2 separate regions of the Homo sapiens genome follow, and region 2 is linked to region 1. Evidence: chromatin loops called from intact Hi-C (ENCODE). Cell type or tissue: heart right ventricle. All regions are shown on one strand. Each heading gives the region's core, and the rest is flanking DNA. Links, peaks and the distances in the headings are about the cores only.

Region 1 (14,576 bases), core at 12,048-14,547:
CTCCCCATAACCCCCAAGCAGCCCACTCAAGCCCAGCCGCGGGATGTGCCCCACCGCGTTCACCCTCTCTACTGCTGACTAGCTTCCTATAAACTTCCTAGAGACTGTGACCCCTCTAAGGAACTCTTGTGGTTGGTGGCTGCAACCTCCGCCATCCTCTTCTTCGCCTCAGACACCCACATCGGGGGAACCGTGCCCACCCTCCTTCCCTCATCCCCTCAAAGGTACAGAACAGAGCTCAAACTCAGAGCCTTGCAAACCCAGACCCCTGCCCACCTACTTCTGATTCCCCACCTTCATCAAAGTTATTTTGAGACAGGGCCTCACTCTCGCCCAGGCTGGAGTGCAGTGGCACAGTCAGGCCTCACTGCAGCCTCCGTCTCCCAGGCTCAAGCAATCCTCCCACCTCAGCTTCCCAAGTAGCTGGAACCACAGGCACACACTACCATGCCCAGCTAACTTTTGTGGGGTTTGTAGAGATGGGGGTTTCACCATGTTGCCCAGGCTGGTCTCAAACTCCCAGGTTCAAGCCATCCTCCTGCCTCGGCCTCTCAAAGGGCTGGGATTACTGGTGTGGGCCACCACGCCCGGCCCATCACAGGTATTTCATTCAACAAACATTTATTGAGTGTCTAAAATGTGCAAGACTGGCCCAGTATGGTGGCTCACGTCTGTAATGCCAGCACTTTGGGAGGCCAAGGCGGGCGGATCATTTGAGGCCAGGAGTTTGAGGCCAGCCTGTCCAACATAGTGAAACCTGGTCTCTACTAAAAATACAAAAAGTAGCCGGGCGTGGTGTTGGGCTCCTGTAATCCCAGCTACTCAAGAGGCTGAGGCAGGAGAATCGCTTGAACCCAGGAGGTGGAGGCTGCAGTGAGTGGAGATCACGTCATTGCACTCCAGCCTGGGCAAGAGAGCGAGACTCCGTCTCAAAAATAATAATAAAAAATAAAACGTGCAAGACAATTGGTCTAGCCAATTGCCCTCAGCACCACCCCGCCATTACGGCCAGGGTCAGAGCCTAGGGCTGCCCCCAAGCTCTGTCTAGCACCAGTGGTGGGAGGAGTTTTTATCTAGATATAGACCTCTCCTATGTAAGTGCTCCCACATTGAAAGAGGGAAATCATCTCCCGAGTGTCTCTAACGCTGTCCTCAGGGGCTCTTTCATCTGACTTTGAGGGCGGCGGCCATTTTGTATCAGCCTACAGCATCTGATACAGCACAAGGAATTATTGGTCAAAATGTGAAGTAGCAGTGACTTCCCCCATCAGGCCCTGCTCTTAGCCTTGCCCCGATAAAAATGTCCACCACAAGAGCAGGGCATTCAGGAAGCACTATCCCACTCAGAGTGAAATCTTTGAATTATTGAGAACAGGGCCTTTCCGTTTTGAGGGATCAGAACGTACCCCAGGAAACCTCTCTCCCAGAAGAAGCCTATGAGGGGAAAGCAGAGGACACTGGGGATAGCACGGCTTCAAGGCCATGAGGTCTCAGGGGCTGGAAAGGTCTGAGGGCGGAAAGGCTGAGATGGCACAGGGCTTCCCTTCAGGAGGGACAGTGAGTCCTCACTCTCCCTCACACCCTGCCAGGCCCAGGAGGGGCTGCACATCCTTCTGTAACTCTCCCGGCCTCATGAGACCCCTACCACCAATTCTTTTCGAATCCGTTTCTTAAATGACATATTTATCTAAAGATATGTATCTGCAACTTTTAGGGCAATTCATACGCAAAAGCTCAGTTTCAACACTTTCTGAGAATTTTAGCTTTCCTATTTCATGAATCATTTTAAAGCTAACTAGAGTAGAAGTGCCTTTAGACATTGTTCAAAAATCTTAAAAGAGCAAAGAAGCAGACAAAAATTTAAAAATACACACAGAAACACAAAAGGTAGTTAAAAGAGACTATTACATAGATCATGCGACTTATGAAATGCTGCAAGTATGATATTTGGTGTCAATTTTTGGAGATTGTCCCGTTAAGGAAAATTGGTTTTGCAAGAATTTTCTCTAGACTAGATTCCACTTCTTTTGCTCTTTTTCTTGTTTTTATGTTTTTCCTCATCATTTCTTTTTTATAGGTTTCCTCCCACCTTATATTTATTTATTCTTTCTAATTTTTTCCCTCCCCTTCTTCACTCTTTTTCTCCTCTTTTCCCCTCTTCCAGTCTTCTCCCCTCAACTGCCCACGACTAGTTGCCTTCCACGCCTTTCCCAGCCTGGGATAGTCTCCAGTCTTCACTCCCTCTCTGATCTTGCTATTTAGGTCACTACTCCTCTAAGGAGCACCCATTGCTCTGGACACTGAGCTGTGCACGCTGGGGCTGCAGAGAGGAGTCTAGCACAGTCTCTGACCTCTGGAAGCTCACAGTTCCAGTGGGAAATCGCTGCTCATGACCAGTTCCAAGAGAAATGCAAGAGAAGGTGGCCAGAGCTGTGGGCAGACAACTGGGCAGAGCACATTCCTGTGCATCTGCCCCACGTTCCCCTCCCTCTCAGCTCCGGGGAAGGAAGCCGAGTCTGACCACCTTACCTCTGGGCTTGCGTCTTTCTTGCCCGCTGCTTCTCAAACAGGCGTATCTGTGTGAGGACTTGGAGCTCTGCAACCAGGAGCCCAGTGGGGAGGGTGCTTTGTTCCTTCTGCAGAGTCGTGCTTAAATGAAGAGAGACAGGAAGCCCGATGGCAAGGCTCCTCCACACCCTAGGCCTGGGCCGGCCCCAAACGTCACCAGCTGGAGCTGGGTTCCCCACCCCCCAGGCTCTCAGGGAACATGTCAAAGTGAAAATGCCAAAGTCAAGGGAAAAAGTTAAGCAGAATCAGGCTTAAATCAGGAGTCAAACTGTCACTGCCACTGTTAAGCGGCAAGAAAAAGATGGCAAGAAAGATTCCATTAGTGGTAGCGCCATGTCTGACCAGGCTGTGGGGAAAGAAGTGGGAGGCAGTTGGGGGCATATGGGAACAGCAGTGGTAAGCCCACAAACAGCTCCTTGCTCTGGGGCCCTGAGGGCATGTGTCCAGTGGGTGCCCCAGGGGTATCTGTGGAGGCTTTATAGGTGGCCCAGTGTGGAAGAGAGGGCGTGGGCTGAGCAGAGAATATCTGAGACACCAGGAGTGACTGTTAACCAGGCTCTGTTCCTCTAGGCGTCTCTGGCCAGGCCTCAGGTGCTTTCCTCTAGCCCGAATCTACCATGAACTCTCTATGTGAGTATCCGTCTGCCCATTGGACATCTCCACTGGGAAGCTCACCGGACATAGCAAACTCAACACACATCCCCAACTATGCATACCACCTGCATACTACCACCCTCCAAACCTGCTTCTCCAGGCTTCTCACTCAGTGAGGGGCTCACCATCCACCAACTTGCCCAAGCAAAATAAATTGGGTGTAATCTTTGACACCCCCTTCACCCAACTTCTCCCACGTATTTATTTACCAGTTCCTGTGGATGTTACCTTCTAAATGGCTCCAAAATCTACCCAAGTCACTCTGCACTACCACTACTGCCACCATGCCAATCCAAGATGCCAATATCATCCCTTGCTCGGACAACAGCTCCTGCCTCCTCACTGGTCGCCATTCTCCATACCACAGCCCAAGTGATCATTTAAAGATGCACATGTGAGTGTGCGTTTTCCAGTCTGAAAAAAGTGGGGCTGGGAGTGGTGGCTCATGCCTATAATCCCAGCATTTTAGGAGGCCGAGGTGGGGGGATCGCTTGAGCCCAGGAAGTTGAGGCTGCAGTGAACCGTGATTGCACCACTGCACTCTAGCCTGAGTGACAGAGTGAGAACCTGTCTTGAAAAGAAGAAAAGAAAAGAAAAGAAAAGAAAACTCTAGTTCAGCTTGCGACTCCAACAATTAACACAAGTACCCCTATTTGACAGCATTGTACTTCATCTGTAGCATATAGTACTGTGTGCTACTTCTCATTTCATGACACACCGTACTCAAGGGTTGAGATTTAATAAAATTAGTATTTACTGCTTCATTAAAGGCATTCTATATATATATATATATATATTTTTTTTTTTTTTTTTTTTTGAGAGGGAGTCTCACTCTGTTGCCCAGGCTAGAGTGCAGTGGCGTGATCTTGGCTCACTGCAACCTCTGCCTCCCGGGTTCAAGCAATTCTCCTGCCTCAGCCTCCCAAGTAGCTGGGGCTACAGGCATGCGCCACAATGCCCAGCTAATTTTTGTATCTTTAGTAGAGATGGGGTTTCACCATGTTGCCCAGGATGGTCTTGATCTCTCTTTTTTTTTTTTTTTTTTTTGAGACAGAGTCTTGCTTTGTCATCCAGGCTGAAGTGCAGCAGCATGATTTCGGCTTACTACAACCTCCGCCTCCTGGATTCAAGCCATTCTCCTGCCTCAGCCTCCCGAGTAGCTGGGATTACAGGCACCCGCCAACATGCCTGGCTAATTTTTGTATTTTTGTAGAGACAGGGTTTCACTCGTTGGCCAGGCTGGTCTTGAACTCCTGACCTCAGGTGATCCTGATCTGCCCGCTTCGGCCTCCCAAAGTGCTGGGATTACAGGCACGAGCCACTGCGCCCGGCCTCATTAAGGGCATTCTTAAGTAAAAGTGGCATTAATTTTTTTTCTTTTTTTACTGTAAGTACCTGGCAGTGAAGAATGCAATGACTATCATATGGTTTGGCACCACTGCCTTCATTTATGCTAAGGCAGCAGTTTTATCCAGATTGTTTTTGCAACATTATTGCAATGTCAACATAGTGACAAAGGAAAATAACATCCTGTATTTTTTTATGAAAATAGCTTGACCTTGAAGATCCCCTGAAAGGGTCTCAGGGACTCCCAAGGGTCTGCAGGCCACACTTCACTCTGAGAACCACTGATCTAGGTAATTTTTATTCATTCTTCAGATCTCAGCTATCGCTTTAGCTGTCCCCAAAGTCTATTTTCTCCTTCTTGGTAATAGAACCCTCAATTTTTAGCTGAGCTCTTAGCTACCCAGATTTAAAATATACTTCCCAGCCTCCCTCACAGCTGGATGTGTCCAAGTGACTCAATTTTGGTTAATAGATAGAAGTGAAAGTATTAGGTGCAACCTCAGAGTTGCTCCTCAAAGTGGGGAAAATGTATCCTCCTCAGGCCTTCTTCCTTCAGACTAGAAAGCAAACACCCTCCCTATTGTTCACAGCCAGTCTGCTTTTCTCATTTACATTACCTGGCAGGCTCTGGTAGGCATTGATGTTTTGAGCCCTGCTCCATTCATTCATGTACGTAGTTAAGCGTGTACCAGCCCAAGGCACTCTGCTAGGTAGCTGGGGATGTGATGTTGAAGAAGACAGATATGGTCACCACTCCAGCTTATGACATAGACACTAAACAACGAACAACTTCATTACAATTCGACAAGCGCTACAAAGGAAAAAGCACAAGGTGCTGGGAGATCTTATCACAAAAGAACCTTCTTTCAACTGGGAGAATTGTCTATCGGTAAGCACTGGGTTCTGCTACAAGCAAAAGAAAACCCAAAATAATAGAGGCTTCAACAAGATTGAAGTTATTTTTCACATGTAGGAAGTGTGGAGGTGGGTGGTGCAGAAGAGAGGGAGCAGCACGCCGTCCTCCAGGGCCAAGATTGGGGCTGTTTATATTTTGTTGCTCTACCATTCTCCTGCACAGGACTTCCTCCCCAGAGTCTCAGAGGATACTCAGGTTCCTCAGTTGAAATCAGTTTTCCTTGTGATAAGATCTCCCAGTCCCCTGTGCTTCTCCCTTCGTAGCAATTTTCCAGTTGCAATGAAGTTATTTGCTGCTTAGTGTCTAGCTCACAGGCCAGAGCGGTGACCGTGTCTGTCTTAGTTAGCACTATGTTCCCAGCACCCTCACAGATGCCTTGGCCCTGGAAGACCCTTAATGCTTGTTTAATATTTTCCTAATATATTAAATTTTATTGATATTAAATTTATTGCGGTAAAATACACGCAACATAAGATTTTCCATTTTAAGCTTTTTTTTTTTTTTTTTCCAAGACGGAGTCTTACTCTGTCCCCCAGGCTGGAGTGCAGTGGCACAATCTAGGTTCACTGCAACCTCCACCTCCTGGGTTCAAGCGATTCTCCAGCCTCAGCCTCCCGAGTAGCTGGGACTACAGGTGCCCGCCACCACGCCTGGCTAATTTTTGTATTTTTAGTAAAGACGGGGTTTCACCATGTTGGCCAGGCTGGTCTCGAATTCCTGACCTCAAGTGATCTGCTCACCTTGGCCTCCCAAAGTGTTGGGATTACAGGTGTGAGTCACCACACCCGGCCATTTTAGGCATTTTTTAATGTACTGCTCTGTGGGACTGAGTACACTCACATGGTTGTGTAACCATCTAGAAATTTTTCATCTTCCCCAAATGAAACTCTGTACCCATTAAATACTGACTCCTCATTCTAACTCCCTGCAACTCCTGGCTATTGAATAATATTTTTTTTTCTTTTTTCTTTTCTTTTTTTTTTGGAAACAGAGTCTTGCTCTGTCGCCGAGGCTCGAGTGCAGTGGTGTGATCTCGGCTCACTGCAACCTCCGCCTCCCAGGTTCAAGCGAATCTCCTGCCTCAGACTCCCGAGTATCTGGGATTACAGGCGTGCGCCACCAAGCCTGGCTAATTTTTGTATTTTTAGTACAGACAGGGTTTCACCATGTTGGCCAGGCTGGTCTCGAACTCCTGACCTCAAGTGATTCTCCTGCCTCTGCCTCCCAAAGTGCTGGGATTATAGGCGTGAGCCACTGCACCAGGCCAAATAATTTTTGAATGGATAAATAGAGAAGTATGGACAAGAGCAGGAGAGCAGGGCTACAAATGTAAATGCTTACAGGAGCCCCCTAGGTAGTGCAAATGAGAAAGGTACACTGGTGGTGACCAAAAGGGAAGGGTAGGGACTGGGGGAAACCAGAGAGTACTTGCCTCAGCTAGTTAAGGGCAGCCATTCCCTGCATAGCTGTCTGAGTTGACCGTAGAGGCTATACTGGCATGTGAGCCTAGAGTTGCCTGCTCTGCCAAAATTTCTAGAGAAGGTGAAAACCAGACATTTATGTAATACCTCCTGATTTTAATATTGGTAACAAATTTTTTCAACTTGTCGTGACACTGGGTAGAGCAAACAGAGCATTCCAAGGGCTGGCTCTAGCTTTGGGCCCACCGGTTTGCAGATTCCAGACCCGATGGACGGTGTGAGAACTTGCAGCTCTGTGAGTCTGTGGCCTGGAAGTCAACGGTCCTGAGAACCTGGCTCTCTCTCTGGGGTTTCCAAACAGGAAAAGAAAAAAGGAAGAGAGAGGGTGAGTTTATAGTAAACATTTGGCATTGTTGTGTGCTTTATGTGGTTGTATCTTTTATTTAATCCTCATGAGAGTGATAAGACATAGGTATTATTGTCCAGGCCATACAGATGAGGAAACTGAGGCTTGAAGAGTTTTTTGTTTTCTTAGACAAGGTCTCGTTCTGTCACCCAGGCTGCAGTGCAGTGGCACGGTCACAGCTCACTGCAGCCTCAACCTCCAGGGCTCAATCTATCCTCCCGCCTTAGCCTCTCAAGTAGCTGGAACTACAGGCATGTGCCACTGTACCCAGCTAAATTTTTTTTTCCCCTAGAGATGGGGTTTTGCTATGCTTCCCAGGCTGATCTCAAACTCCTAGGTTCAAGCAATCCACCCACCTCAGCCTCCCAAAGTGCTGGGATTACAGGCATGAGTCACACTGTGCCTAGCCGAAGAGTTTCAGTTGTCAAAGGTCTCAGAGCTAGTAACCACAGCTGGTGGAACCGGGATTTGAATTCACCCGCTTGGACCCCAGTTTCTGGGTGGTCCCCCTCATTGCACTGCCTCTCCTCTGCATTAAGAAGGTCCAGGACCAGGCATGGTGGCTCGTGCCTGTAATCCCAGCACTTTGGGAGGCCGAGGCGGGCGGATTGTGATGTCAGGAGATCCAGACCATCCCGGCTAACACGGTGAAACCCCATCTCTACTAAAAATACAAAAACAAAAACAAAAACAAACAAACCAAAAAAAGAAGGTCCAGGCGGGGCGTGGTGCCGAGTGCCTGTAGTCTCAGCTACTCAGGAGGCTGAAGCAAGAGGATGCCTTGAGCCCAGGAGTTCTGGGCTGTAGTGCACTATGCAGATCAGGTGTCTGCACTGAGTTCAGCTTCAGCGTGGTGACCTCCCGGGAGTGGGGAACCACCAGATTGCCTGAGGAGGGGTGAGCCAGCCCAGGCCGGACACACAATGGGTCACAATTTCCATGCTACCCATGCTAATCAGCAGTGGGATCGGGCCTGTAAATAGCCACTGCGCACCAGCCTGGGCAACATAACGAGAACCCACCTCTAAAAAAAAAATAAAAAATAAAAAAAGAAGAAGAAAGGCCAGGATGACAGCTAAGAGAAGTCTTCTCCCTTAGCAGTGGAGGGAGGTATGAGGCCCACTGCCTCACCTGGAGCTTCTGAGGCTCAGCAGTGCCATGGTCCTCACATCTCTAGAGTGGTTTTCCATTTTCCAAGCACTTTCACATTCATTTGTACATGCCAGACCTTTTTGGTAGGTGTTGCTGTTACTATCCTTACTTTACAGAAGAAGAAATGGAAGTCAAGCTGTCTGCCCCCATCACATGTCTGAAAGCATGGAACAGGGGGAGTTCCAGAGGCTATTTTTGCTGCATGTATCCTGCCTCTCTAGGCTGTAGAACGGGAGGAGGCCAAGCCAGGGGAAGGAGTGATGGGGAAGAGAGAGAAGCCGGTGTCAGAGGCTACAGACAGAGTGCTGGAGACTGGATGATCTGAGAGGCCTAGGGCAGCCAGGGTTGCAGGAAAGTTGAAAGCCCCAGGTGCAACTCTGCGGTGGCCTCCTTACCAGAAGTATCTTTGGCAGCACTGACGCCCTCTGCAAAGGGGGCTGGGGGCAGGGTTTGAGGATGGGGAGCAGGGGAGGGGTCTTTGGGGCTGTTCTCTGGGAAGCAAAGTCTAGGAGCATCGATGCCATCTCTACCCCATCCACATTTCCCCTGGCTCCAGGACCACTTTTTGCCACTCTCAGAGGGTGGTTCTGGGCCTCCCCTACCCCACGGGAAGTTTGAGTAGGCACGTTTCAGAGCTCAGCCCGGGCTCAGACAGCTGACACCTGCAGCCCCTTGGAGAAACTGTCAGCCACAGAGTGGAGCAGATAGAACCGACCCCACCCCAAAGCAATTCCCTTCAAAGGAAGAACCCCACCCTGGGGTGGGCCTGTGCGGGGGACCCTAAGCTCCTTGATCTCCTCCTTTGAAGGAGGGATAGCAGCAGGGGCTCAGGCCTGAACCCTAACATCTCTACCTGGTAGGGGAGGTGGGCAGGGAAATTTCTGGGCCTGCAGAGGCTCCTCCTCTGCACTATGGAGCTGAGAAGACCACGTCAGGGGTAGGGGAACCGCTGGCAAACCCGACTCCAAGGCTGAATGTGCACAGTATGGCCTCCTACCTCACACACTCGACTTGCCAAGGCCCTGGACCTCACTTGGCTTCCAGAACTTCTGGAGAGTGGACAAGAGAAGAGGGCTGGGGATGGAGATGCTCAGAGACGTCCCTTCCCGTCTCTTGGCCTATCTCTGTTTCAGGCACTGCTCCCCACTCTGACAGCCAGGCTGCAAGATGGCCCCCAGTGACTCCTGTCTCCCTCAGTTCACACCCTTGCATTGCCCCCTCCTGCTTGCACCAGGTTGGTCTCTGTGATCAATAGAATAGGGCAGAAATTATGGCACGTTGCTTTCAAGATCAAATCTAATCTTGAAATAAAGATGTGGTAGCTTTTGTCTTTTCCACGCTGTCCCTCTGGGGGAAGCCAGTTGCTGTGTCGTGTTGTGAGAGGCCCCATAAAGACACCCACACAGGGAGGAGTTAAGGCCTCTGGCCGACAGCCTCCCGAGTGAGCTGTCTTGGAGGCAGAATCTCCAGCCCCATCCCAGCCTTCAGATGGCTCCAGACCTGACCCTCACCTCAGCAGCAACCTCATGAGCAACCCTGTGCCAGAACTACTCAGCAAGACTGCTCCTGGATTCCTCGTTGTGTGAGATAATGTTTATTATTATTGTTATTATTCTTTTTAGACACAGGATCTCACCCTGTCACCCAAGCTGGAGTGAAATAGCACAATCATGGCTCACTACAGCCTGGAAATCCTAGCCTCCAGTGATTCTTCTCCCTCAGCCTCCTGAATAACTAGGACCACAGGTGCATGCCACCGTGCCCAGCTCATTTTTAAATTCAAAAAGAAAAAAAAATGGTAGGCTGGGTGTGGTGGTTCACGCCTGTAATCCCAGCACTTTGGGAGGCCGAGGCAGGCGGATCACGAGGTCAGGAGATCCAGACCCATCCTAGCTAACACAGTGAAACCCCGTCTCTACTAAAAACACAGAAAGTTAGCCGGGCGTGGTGGCTGGCGCCTGTAGTCCCAGCTACTCCAGAGGCTGAGGCAGGAGAATTGCTTGAACCCGAGAGGCGGAGCTTGCAGTGAGCCGAGATGGCACCAAACTGCACTCCAGCCTGGGCGACAAAAGCAAAACTCTGTCTCAAAAATAATTTATTAATTATTAATTAAAATACAAAAATTCAAAAATTAGCAGGGTGTGGTGGTATGCACCTGTAGTCCCAGCTACTTGGGAGGCTGAGGCAGGAGAATCGCTTGAGCCCGGGAGATGGAGGTTGCAGTGAGCCGAGATCAAGCCACTGCACTCCAGCCTGGGTGACAGAGTGAGACTCTGTCTCAAAAAAAAAAAAAAAGTAGAAGTGTGATCTCACTAAGTCACCCAGGCTGGTCTCACACTCCCGGCCTCAAGCAATCCTCCTGCCTCAGTCTCCCAAAGTGTTGGGATTACCAGTGTGAGCCACCACACCCAGCTTATTATTTTAAATTACTAAGTTTTAGGGTAATTTGTTTGTTATACGCCAATAGGTAACTCACGCACCCCCCTTCCTTCTTAACAAGGAGCTGAGATGATTCCCACCCACCCACCCACTGAAGCTCCCTGAGCTCGTGGCCTCCTGATGCTCCTTCCCCTCCAGGACCGCAGCCTGGAACACTGGTTTACAGATCAACCTGGAGAAGCCAAATGAATTAACCAAGCTCCCTAGGGGCCTTTGGAGGACAGGAAAAGGGCTGGAGATTATCCTGCCAGACGGAGAGTGGGGGGCTGTGGGAAGAGGAGTGGGAGCAGAATGTCACCCTGAGGAGAGACCCCACAGAGAAGCACTCACGGAATGCAGCCCATATGCCCTTTCTTCCTTCTGCCCTTTGCTCTTCTCTAAGGGGTAAAGGAAAAAGGAGGCCCTTCGTTCTGCCTCTGTCCCCTCCCTGTCCCCTTTATGAAAGAGCATGGGGAAGTCCCCGCATAGGCCTCAGTGAATCTTCGATGACTACTCTCATAAGCCCAAAGGGCATAGGATGTTAGCTAGTAAAAAGGAAAAATGCCACCCACAGAACTTTCCAGGAAACCCCTGCCCTATTAAAATATCAGGGCTTCCACTAAGGCTGTGGGGAGCAGGGTCCTGGGCTGGAGCTGAGGAGTCTCTGAGCAGCAGCGAAGGGTAGGAACGATGCTTTGGAGGCTTCTTGTTTTTTGTTTTTGAGACAGGATCTCACTCTGTCACCCAGGCTGGAGTATAGTGGCACGATTATGGCTCACTGCAGCCTCAACCTCCCAGGCTTAGGTGATCCTCCCACCTCAACCTCCCAAATAGCTGGGACCACAGGGGCGTACCAGCATGCCCAACTAACTTTTTTTTTTTTTTTTTAGAGATGAGGTCTCACTATACTGCCCAGGCTGGTCTCGAACTCCTGGGCTCAAGCAATCCTTCTGCCTCCGCCTCCCAAAGTGCTGAGATTACAGGCATAAGCCATGACACCTGGCCTGGAAGCTTCTAAAAGGACTTCAAGACTTCCTTTTGCAGTGTGATCATCTCTGGCAGGGCCAGAGCTTCCTCCTTCCTGTGCCAGTGTTTCTCTGCCAGTGACAAGGCAAGAGTCATCACCATCCTGAGGCTCAGAACCTCAGATTGCTGTAAATGGTTCATTGTTCAGGCTTCAGAGGGTCCCCCCTCTACCTAAGGCTCTGCACAGAACAAAGGTGTCACCTTCTTCATCGTCTGTCTCTAATGAGTGACTATTGTGTCTCTGCAGGGACATGTCCTCAGGTCTGTCTTTTTGTGTCTTTTTGCACACGGCACACAGACCCAGTGGGATGCCACTCACACATGCCACCATGCCCCTCCTGCTCCAGCAGTTTCACTCCCACTCACCCACTCGCTTTCAATATTTTGTTCTCCTGTATGGGGTTAAAGTCCCCTGACAGAGTCATCTGTGGCCAAAGTCCAGGGCCCCACACCTATTTGCAGGCAGAGGTCTCTGTCCCATGCCAGACTGGAGGATGCCATGTGCTGAGGCCGTGTTTGCTCTGCTGAGAGGACCATTGACATGGCCCAGGTGAATGCTCCAAGACAGACAGACAGAGCAGGGCGCAGGCCGACTTGGGTTCTTCAATATCATTCTTAGCATGACCAGAGCAGGCCTGCTTTCTCCTTCACTAATGGATAATCAGACAAGTACTCCACACACACAGAGCACTTCACAGTTTCCAAAGCCCTTTATTATCCAATATTCACAACAACCCATTTTGGTGGGTTATTATCATTATCCCATTTAATAGGTGAGGAAACTGAGGCTCAGGGAGATTGACTACAGTTACATCAGCAAAGCTGGAATGAGAAGCCGGGGCTCCCGACTCCCACAGCTGCAGCTGGCTGTTTTGCTCTACGCACAGGCCTTTGTTCACAGCCTTCCCCTTTGTCAGACATAGATTACACCCTTGAGAGGGCCAGCCAGGGCTGTATCTCCTGAGACATGCATTGTTCAGTCCCTCTCCTGAAGGGTGCATAGGACATGTGACAGTCACCGGGCACATACTCATATGCTGCACATAGAACGTGCATAATACAAAGGCGGTGCCTGCATTCACAGCAGTCTGTGCCCTGCCTTGTCCACTGCACTGCTCAACTCCTCAGGCCTGCCGCAGCCGGCCCAGTGACCTCCGTTGGGGTGTGACAAGCAGTGACCACTGGGTGGCAGTGTGTTCTCATGCCTGGGACCAGAAAAGCCTCCAAGGGCTGAGGAACGTGGGGGGTGGGGCAGAGGTAGGAGCCCCAGCCGGCTGCCCAGAGAGGTTTCCAGACCGGATCTCCTGGAAGACTTGACAAGGCAGTCCTCTGCGCGCCGCGCGTGTGTGTGTGTGTGTGTGTGTGTGCGTGTGCGCGCGCGCGTGTGTGTGCATGTGTGTGTGCACGTGCGCGCGAGCATATGTGCGCATCTGCTGCAGCCGGAGGGCCAAGGACAAGTGCTGAAGTGCAGCTGAGTGTGGGGTGGGGTGGACCCAAAGGACAAAAATATCAAGGAAACCAGGGCAGCCAGCGCACTGTGGGTGGAAGGTGGGTGGAAGGACGGAGGAGAGAGCTGCGGAGGCAAGGGGCAAGGGCTTTTTCGGGGGAGCTTCAGAGAAATGATTACCCAGGAGAGAGAAAGAGAGAGTGAGCGCAAGAGAGAGAGAGACCAAGAAAGAAACACGAAGCAGCCAGAAACAGAAAAGGGGAAGGTGAGGGAGGCTGGCTGGGGAAAGTAGGTTAGGAGGCTAGGGTGGGAGAAGGGAGCCCTCAGAGGCTGGGGAGAGACGGGAACCTTCACTTGGACAAGAAAGAGCCAGACTCAGGCTTGCTGCTGACAGGGAGTTTATTTGGACTGGGCTGCTGAGATCTGCTGGCTGCCTCAGCTCCAGGTCAGAGCTGCTCCGGCTCGGGCTCGGGCTCGGGCTCCGGTTCCGGCTCCGGCTCCGGCTCCGGTTCTTGCTCCAGCTCCTCTATCTTGCTCTGAGCCTGCGGAGGGTGAATCCCTTGCTCTAAGGCAGAAAATCGTCTTGGTCGCCACTGTGAGAAGAGATGGAGAGAGAGACGGAGGGCGGAAGGAGGAGAAGGATGAAGGGAAGCGGATGAGGAGGGACACTGAGTCCCTCTATTTTTTCTCAGCGCCCCTGCCCTCCCCATCTGGTCCTGGCTTTCTCCCAACCCCCCTTCCAGCCTACCCAGGCACAAGCCATCCCTGGAGTGAGAGGCTTATGAAGAAGGGGGGCTCTGAGGGCAAGTTCAGGGTCCCATTTGGTCACCTTCCTGAGGAAGGGGTGCCATCAGCACTCTGAGGATGGAAGAGCGGGAGCTGCTGGGGGGCGGGGTTGCCATGTCCCTGGCTCACCTGTCTTCTCCAAAGGTGAAAGCCAAAGGCTCCAGTCACCAAAAGGAGCAGAGAAAGGACACCAAGGATGAGAAACAGCAGGAGGTGGCCTGCTGGGAGGGCACCTGGGGCTCTCCCAGAGCGTTGGGCACCTATGGAGAAAGTACAGGATGAGGCATAGGGTCAGGACTAGAAAGGACACTTTGTCATTCTCTCAGACTTTACAGATGCAATGAGATCCAGAGAGTTTAAGGGACTTGTCCCAGGGTCATTCAGCTGATCAGTGGCGGAAACGGGTCAACCCTAGGCAAAAGCCAGAGATCAGGT
Region 2 (7,465 bases), core at 1,654-4,153, 47 kb before region 1:
GAGCCGAGAGGGAGGGAGAGGAAAGGGGGGAAGGGGAGGGAGGGGGAGGAAGGAGAGATGGAGAGGCGGAGGGAGAGGGAGAAATAATGAGGGAGGCCGAGAGAGAGAGAGAGAGAGAAGATGGGGCTGAGACCCGATGGTGGGAGAGGCCCATGTGAAAAGATGGAGAGAGAAGAGTGCTGAGTGGACAAAGCTGGTCTAGTGTGGAATAAGAGGGAGAAACTGGGAGGAGGAGGGCAAAAGGCGGGAACTGGAGCAGGCCTGGGCATCCATGAAGGATGACTTCAGCCCCAGCGGTGACTTCAGCCCCTGAGGTCTGGGGGTAACTACTGGGGCTGTGTTCCCTCCACACACACGCTTCTGGGTCCAGAAAAAGGAGTGTGGACGCCGATCCCCCCCTCGCCCCCCCCCACCCCCCCACACTCATCCACCCCTGCACTCCCACCCCCCCACACTCATCCACCCCTGCACTCCCACCCCCCCCACACACTCATCCACCCCTGCACTCCCCCACACACACACTCATCCACCCCTGCACTCCCACCCCCGCCCACACACACACTCATCCACCCCTGCACTCCTTTGGAGAAAGAGCTTTAAAATGCAGCAAGGAGGAGGTGTCCAGGCCCGGGACACTGCATCAGCCCCAAAACCTTTCCTGCCCATAAAGTGAGCCCCTGCATGGATTTGAGGTTAGAAGGAGAGTTGGGCACTGGGGCTGGAGCCACGCTCTAAAACCACCTCAACAAATCTGAACAGAGATCCTTCATACCCCAACCAACGAAGATGTGTGTCCTCAAGCCCCGCCCCCAGCAGGATATGCTCCTCCCAGCCTTCCCTGTGCGAGGCTGCCTGGTGGAGCATGTGATCATTTCTCCATGTGTCCTTCTGTGCCTCTGTCTGCTGCCCCTGCTCTGTCGTGTCCCCTGTGAGCCACTCCACCCTCCAAGCCCCTTTCCACCGCAGTACACTGGACACTGAGGTTTCCATGGCAACACTTCAGACTTTAATACATATTGCTAGGGGTGATGGAAGCTGAGTAGGGCATCTGGTCACTTGGATGGGAGAGAGCAGGGCCTTCTGAGCCCCAAATCTAGCGCCCGTCTCCCCAGAGTCTGGAGGCAGCTGCCCTACTCTCGGCCAGAATGAGGTGTTACTCACTCAGGCTTTCTCCTCTGAGTTCAGCAGGCCTGCTTGGGCTCACAGGGTCAGCTGGGGAAAGATGGGGTTGCCTGGGCCCCAGGATCCTCCCCAAGCCCTTGCACTTTCTTCACCCCCCGTCAGGGAGCAGCGTCTCCCTGCGCTTAGTCCCAAAGGAAGTCCAACGGCTCTGCTCTCAGGGGACCCAAGGGAGAGTCGGCGGGGTGAGAGGCCCAGTGGCCGGGGCCGACGAGGAGAGTGCCCTGGTGAGGCAGTCGGAGAAGGCAGAGGTGTCTCATCGATGAAGGTGGTGATCTCCTCCCGGAAGAAGCCAGGACCCCGTGGGGGTCCCCCACCTGACCCCAGAACCCCACTCTCCAAGAATTGGCGAAGGCTGGCCAGCCCCCCACCTTCAGCCTCTTCCTCGTCCTCCTCGTCCTCCAACCTGTGTCTTTGTCCCAGGTACTCAGGAGGACCCCCGAGGGCCCGGCTCTGGGCTGGGAGGACCCGGATGTCATCAGAGGATGACCACTTGTGCAGGAAGGAGCCTGGTTCCCGAGGGGTAGAGAAGATGTTTGTCTCATCATGGGACAGACGCCGGGATAGGGGGACCTGGGAAGAGGAGCGGGTAAGACCTGAAGGTGCTGCAGGGACAGAGGCAGAGGCAGGAACCAAGTGGGGACTCCGGAAGATGGTGCCACCTTCTTAACCTTCAAAACGTTTGCTCCGGTGGGCAAACCTGGCCCCACGAGGTCTGAAGGGATGCCTCTCTTGCTATAGCTTTCTTTCACCCAGCTCTATGGTGCCCTGAAAGCCAGGGCTAGGGAAGAGGGGATTGGGGTGCCTAACAGACACTGGAGAAAAGTGATGAGCGGCACCAAGGGTAGGAGATGTATCCCCCAGTTCCATACCTGTAAGTAGTGGACTCTCTCAAGAGGAGGGAAGAGCATGTGCCTTCCAGGCAGCAGCTTCACCTGGGCGGGGTCCCGGCTCCCTGGTCCTGTGGCTCCGTTAGCATCAAAGCGAACTTTGCAAACTCGGCCCTCTGCATAGTCGTCACAGCCCCCATCTAGGAGAGAAAATGGGCAGAGTGGTTACAGGTAGGGAATGCCTACCGCGGCCTCCCACCACTGCCTTTATAAGCTCCCAGAGACCCCTTTAGTTCCCATTAGCATGTATGTTCCAAGAGGACAGTGAGAGTGGCTAGCATTTGCTGCGTTCAGTGCTAAATCCTGAGTGGAGTGCTTCATACATATAGATGAAGTTATTGAAACAATTGCCTGCACTCCCCCAAGAGCCGTCCCTATAGCTGGGGGGCCTCTCTCGGGAAGCTCAGGTTCCCCATAGTGCCAGAGCTGGGCAGTGTGGGTTTCTGGAGGGGAGCCTAGGCCCAGTGAAGGGAGCCCTGAGTGCTGCGGGAAGCAGTGAGTGGACAGCAGGGTGCCTGCTTAGGGAAAGGGGAGCCCAGGGTGGTGCAGATTCTGTCCAGTAGGGGGCACTCCAGGGCAGCCCATCCTCTGGCTGAGAAGGAGCGGCAGAAAAGGGAATAGACAGATGTCCAGGAAAGCCAAAGCCCAGCCCCTCCTCTGACCGTCATCTCCATCCTCCTCAGACATGATGGCCACGCATTGCTCCCACACTGTGCGCACGTCGGCGCGGTAGCGCTCGCAGGACCAGATGAAGGAGGGCAGCAGCAGCGTCTGTGCCATGGAGCACCACAGCACAGCCAGCACCATCCAGGGGGGCGCCGAGTCCGACTTGAGGGAGAAGAAGCTCACCACCTGGGGAAGGGTGGGAGCGGGCTGGGTCAGGGCCAGAGCTGAGGAGCCCACCTGAACCCCATATCCTAGTGCAGCTGGTGGGCAAGACGTCAGAAGTAATGCCTGATCCCTGTGCTCCAACAGAGGCGAAGCCGGAGGTGGAGATGGAGTGAACAGAGGGAAGGGACTGACTCAGAGGAAGGTCGGGGAGAGTGCTGGAGACAAAGCCCTGCGGTCAGGAGGGAGAGGAACAGAGGTGGACCAGGAACCGTAGAGACAGACAGGAACCCAGGAACAGTGACTAGATGGGGTGGTGGGGTGAGCCCTGTGGGATTTCCAGCCAAGAGTGCTCAGAGACCATGTGGCAGCCCGAGGGAAGGAGGGAATGGAGAGTGGAGCCCAGCGGCTGGATGAGAGGTCTGCGGCTGAACCGTGGAGCTGCAGGATGGATGACGGAGCTGGAGGACAGGTCGTGGAACTGAAGGACGGTGATGGAGCTGAGGAGTGGGAACTGAAGCAGATGCTGGAGCTGGGGTAAACAGGGTAGTGGGAACTAAAAGACAGATGATCAAGATGGGGGCCACAAATGGAGTGGGGGATGGACAGAGGAGAGGAAGATGGATGATGGAACTGGAGGAGAGATGACGGAGCTGCTGTATGGCTGATGAAGTTGGAGGTCAGGTGATGATGCTGGGGCCTGGATATTGGGGAGAACAGGTGGGGAGGACCCCGATCTCACCAAGATGGGCACCCCTGTGAGTGAGTCATAGAGAAAGACGATGGCGCTGACCAAGTTGGTGACCTGCAGGGATGTCTTGGCAGACTCCGAGCCATCCAGCGAGGACCGCCGCTTCCCTCGGGCATCCTCCACCACAATGGCTGGTACCTCAAAAGCTGGCCGGGTACCCAAGGCCCCTGGCCCACCCGCTTTGGTCCCCCCACCACCCCCCACTCTCCGGGCCTGCCGAGCCCTCCGGGGCCGGGCCCACAGTGTCTGGTAGAAGGTGATGGCCACACAGACCAGACCCATGACAATTCCCCCAAGTAGCAAGAGGCTGAAGCAAACGCCAAAGCCGAGGCCGATCTTGGAGACTATGAACTGGCAGCCGCGGGCATAGTAGCGCTCGCCGTTGTTGTGCCAGCCAATGGAGGGCAGTGTGGAGAGGATGAAGCTGACCATCCAGATGCCCATGACGGCATGCAGTGCCTGCTTCTTGGCGTTGCTGAGGCGGTAGTTGACGGGCCAGCGCACCATCCACATGCGATGGTAGGAGAGGGAGGCGACCGTGAAGCAGGTGGCCAGCGCCAGGGTGTAGTAGGTGGACACGAAGACCTTGCAGATACTCTCGTTCCAGTCATAGTCGGAGGAAGCCTGACGACGCAGCTGCACCACGGCAAAGGTGGTGAGGGGCACAGCTGCCATGAGTATGTGTGTGCCCGCTAGGAAGCAGAGCAGCAGCTCCAGTGGCTTGTGCTTCTGCTGCTTGGCCGAGATGCTGAGGATGATCCAGGCATTGGCCAGCAGCGCCAGGAGCCCACAGGCCAGCCAGGACAATGCGTTGGAGCGCAGGGAGGCCTCCTCTGCCCCCGCCCCGCCCCGAGCCATCCTATCCTCAGCCCCCCACCCCCTTGAGCTCTGTGGGGGTGGGGGCTAGGTCTCACCCAGGAGCCCCACTCACAAACACTCCCATGATCCCCACAATCCTCGCCCTGTCAGCAGGCAGGCTGCCCCCAGGCTCACCCCAGTGCTCAGCATTGCATGATGGACCCAGCTGAGGGCAGATGTAGAGGGCAGGGGAGGAGACTGAGGGTCAGCAGAGGCAATCCTCAGCTTTCATACTGGGCGGGGCCTTCCTTAAGCATCCCTGCAATTGATGGGGCAGGCAAGCTGGCTACTTTCCCAACTATGAGGCTGGCTGGGGGGTTCTGGTCCCCATGCTGGGACTTCCAGGTCTCTTTTGCCTCTGGTTCTTGACCAGTCAGGAATCTTCTGGATGCCCCAGGGATTTGGGGGTGGGGCTCAGCCCCCTGGACAGGCTGCAAGGGAAAGATGAGATGTGGGAGGGAGAGGGCAAAGGTAGGGCCTGGGCTGGTCTCCAATCAGCCTCCTGTGCCCCCTTTCTTGAAACTATAGGCATGACTGATTACTAAGGCCCTGAGGGTCATTCAGAACATTCCTTTGCCTTAACTCTGACAGCTAAACACCCCACACAGATGAGAGCCGCACTCTTCCAGACCTCTAGGGAAGAAGGTATTCCCACCTCCCTGTCTCCTTTAGCCCTTCCTCCTCCCGCTGGAACTCCCAGGTTCCTTCTTAGAACATCCCCTGCTCAGCACTACTCCACCCCTATCTTCAAGTCCCTAAATGTCTCTTCAGAACTACTGATGGGAGACACAAGACTGGTTTCCTCTTGAGGGTTCACAGTGAACTGGGATATGGCATCACAGCCTTCCTCCCCTACCTGCCGGTCTCCTGGATGCAGGGGTCTTGGTGCTTAGCCCCTACTTCCCCAAACCTGGGTGATCACCCTCCAGCTACCCATATCTGGGAAAATGGGAGAAAGGAGTCTGGGACCGAAGGGGGTGCTAGGGAACCTGAAGGCGGGGAAACCGCTGACATCAGAAGCATCCAGAAATGGAAAGAGGGGGAACTAGGGAGAAGGAGGAGAGTTTGAGCAGAAGAGAAAGAGGGGGCAAAGTGGTAGTATCTGAAAATAGCAGGAAAAGCTCAAACCCCCTGGAGAGGAGGCTTTGGAGGGAGGAGGGACTGGAGGAGGGAGGGAGGGAGGGAGCAGGGAATAGGAGGCTGAGAAGAAAAGCCAAATGTTCAATAAGGTGCTGACTCCCCGTGGGGAGACCTTGACTCTTCCTCCCTGGCCCAGAGCCTCAGTTTCCCTCTCATGGGAGGAAGGATGGTCCCAGTTTTAGTGCGTGATGCTGAGCTTCAGTGAGCCCTGGGAAGGGGGGTAAGGGAATCGGGTGAAACCCTGAACAGAGTGGGGCTGTAAGGAAGCACATAATGGCTTTAGGGTAAGTGGGGTAAAAATGGGGCACAGCAGTGAAAGGGTCTGTTTCCCATGGAAGCAGCTCAGACCCTTGCTTTCCCCAAGAGGTCCTGGTCCACCCCCACCCTTGGCTTCCCTCCGGAGCCCAGTACACCCTAGTTGCCATGGCAATGGCCAGCCAGAGGGAGGTGGAGGGACTTGGCCAAGAGCAGCCCCCAGTGTCCTCTCCTACAGCCCTGGACCCCTTCCCACCCACCTCCACCCAGGCCCAGCTGGTGGGCTCAGGATGAAAGAGATAGGGAGTCAGAGAGGGAAGGAGGCAGGAAAGATGTGAAGGACAGAGAGAGGGAGGTGAAGGACAGGGAGAGATCAGAGGAAGGTGGGAAGGGGGATCTGGGAGGTTCCCTGGCCGACGGGGTCCCTCGCCCTTTGGGGTGAAGGGGTAAGGTCAGGCGGCTCCTCCCTCCTGTCCCCCTCCAGGTTCTCCAGGGCAGAAACAGCAGGTGGCTGGGGAGGAGGGGCCGGCCTAGGGGAGAGGAGGCAGCTTGAGGGGGAAAGGGAGGCAACACAGGGGACGGGGCAGGCAGGGGTCGTCTTACCTCTCTCCGGCTGCGCCCAGCACTGCCATGGAGACCGCACTCCCGACGCGGCTCTCTCGGGCTCCCGCTGCCTGCCGGCTCCAGCTCGCCCGCCCTCCTCCCTCCTTCCCTCTCTCCCTCCCTCCCTTCCCCCGGGCCTCCCTCCTCCCCCTCAGTCCCGGCCTCCCAGGCTCAGCCCACGGCTCACTCGGTCTCTGCCCCTCTCACTCTCCAGGACCCTCTCTCCCGGGGTCGTCCTGCCAGTGAGCCCAGGCCAGAGGGAAGGCAGGACAGCTTTGTGGGGGGCGGGGGGGGGCGGGAAACGAGTGCAGGGTGGGGAACTGGACGGTGGTGACTCGGGGAGGAGGGGCAAGGAAGGCGCTGAGAGGGAGGGCGGTGAGGAGGATGGCTGGGAACCGGCTTCATTGGTGAAATGGTTCATGTCCTGCCCCCACCCCTTCCCGTTTTCAACACGAACACAAGCTCCAAGAGGCAGCTGGTGTTGTTGGGGACTGAGGAGCTAGCTGTTCGGGGAGGAGGAAGCGTGTGTCACTGTGTGTATCTGTGTGAGGGCTGGGCCTTGGGTTTGGGAGTGAGGGGGCTTGTGGTGCACACTGGGGCTGCTTGTGGAGTTGGGGGTGGTTGTGCACAAGCTAAAAGGATGTGGGCGCATGCATGCACACAGACACACACACTCTGCCTCCTCCTCCTGGAACACAAACACATATGTTGGGGATACAATTTGCACACACATGTTACAGTTTCTCATAGTCCTTTTTCTCTGCCACACACATACACCAGGAGAGCTCACACAACCCTGAGTCTCTCCCCCACGGTATATCACACACATGTAATTACAGAGTCTCAGCCTCACACACACACAGGCCCACACAGAGCCCTGTGGGTTGTGGAGGTGGGTAGCCAGCCTCCACAGAATTTTTCCCTCTCCAGGGAAACTTCATCTCCTTCCTGGGGCACGCCC

Evidence for each region. A loop is a pair of places that touch in the nucleus more often than their neighbours do. Peaks named below come from ENCODE experiments on the same cell type or tissue, not always from the same donor. Only the 100,000 strongest peaks of a DNase experiment are listed, where the experiment ranks them.
Region 2: a loop joins it to region 1, with 2.6 times the contacts of the local background. A loop is called at or near these places in 38 of 110 quality-filtered maps.

What each region holds. Positions count from the first base shown.
Region 1 is chr12:6,777,616-6,792,191 of GRCh38, reverse strand. It overlaps LAG3 (lymphocyte activating 3), which reads right to left. Exons shown (of 8, transcript NM_002286.6): 7 at 14,271-14,401; 8 at 13,737-13,948. The coding sequence ends at 13,802. CD4 (CD4 molecule) reads right to left here and starts at 2,664. Exons shown (of 10, transcript NM_000616.5): 1 at 2,530-2,664. It also overlaps the pseudogene RN7SL380P. RefSeq lists enhancers at 2,758-2,807, 2,623-3,180, 12,576-13,227, 13,430-13,479, 13,228-13,878 and a silencer at 5,115-5,409. In heart right ventricle, for the core only: a CTCF peak has its summit at 13,090 (motif pointing right); DNase peaks (open chromatin) are centred at 13,121 and 13,830; H3K4me3 peaks cover 1,627 bases; H3K27ac peaks cover 2,492 bases.
Region 2 is chr12:6,820,940-6,828,404 of GRCh38, reverse strand. GPR162 (G protein-coupled receptor 162) reads right to left here and starts at 6,584. Exons shown (of 5, transcript NM_019858.2): 1 at 6,505-6,584; 2 at 3,640-4,937; 3 at 2,732-2,921; 4 at 2,052-2,209; 5 at 984-1,752. The coding sequence starts at 4,506. The coding sequence ends at 1,201. RefSeq lists enhancers at 773-1,341, 6,601-7,465. In heart right ventricle, for the core only: CTCF peaks have their summits at 2,416 and 2,627 (motif pointing right); a DNase peak (open chromatin) is centred at 2,634; H3K4me3 peaks cover 424 bases.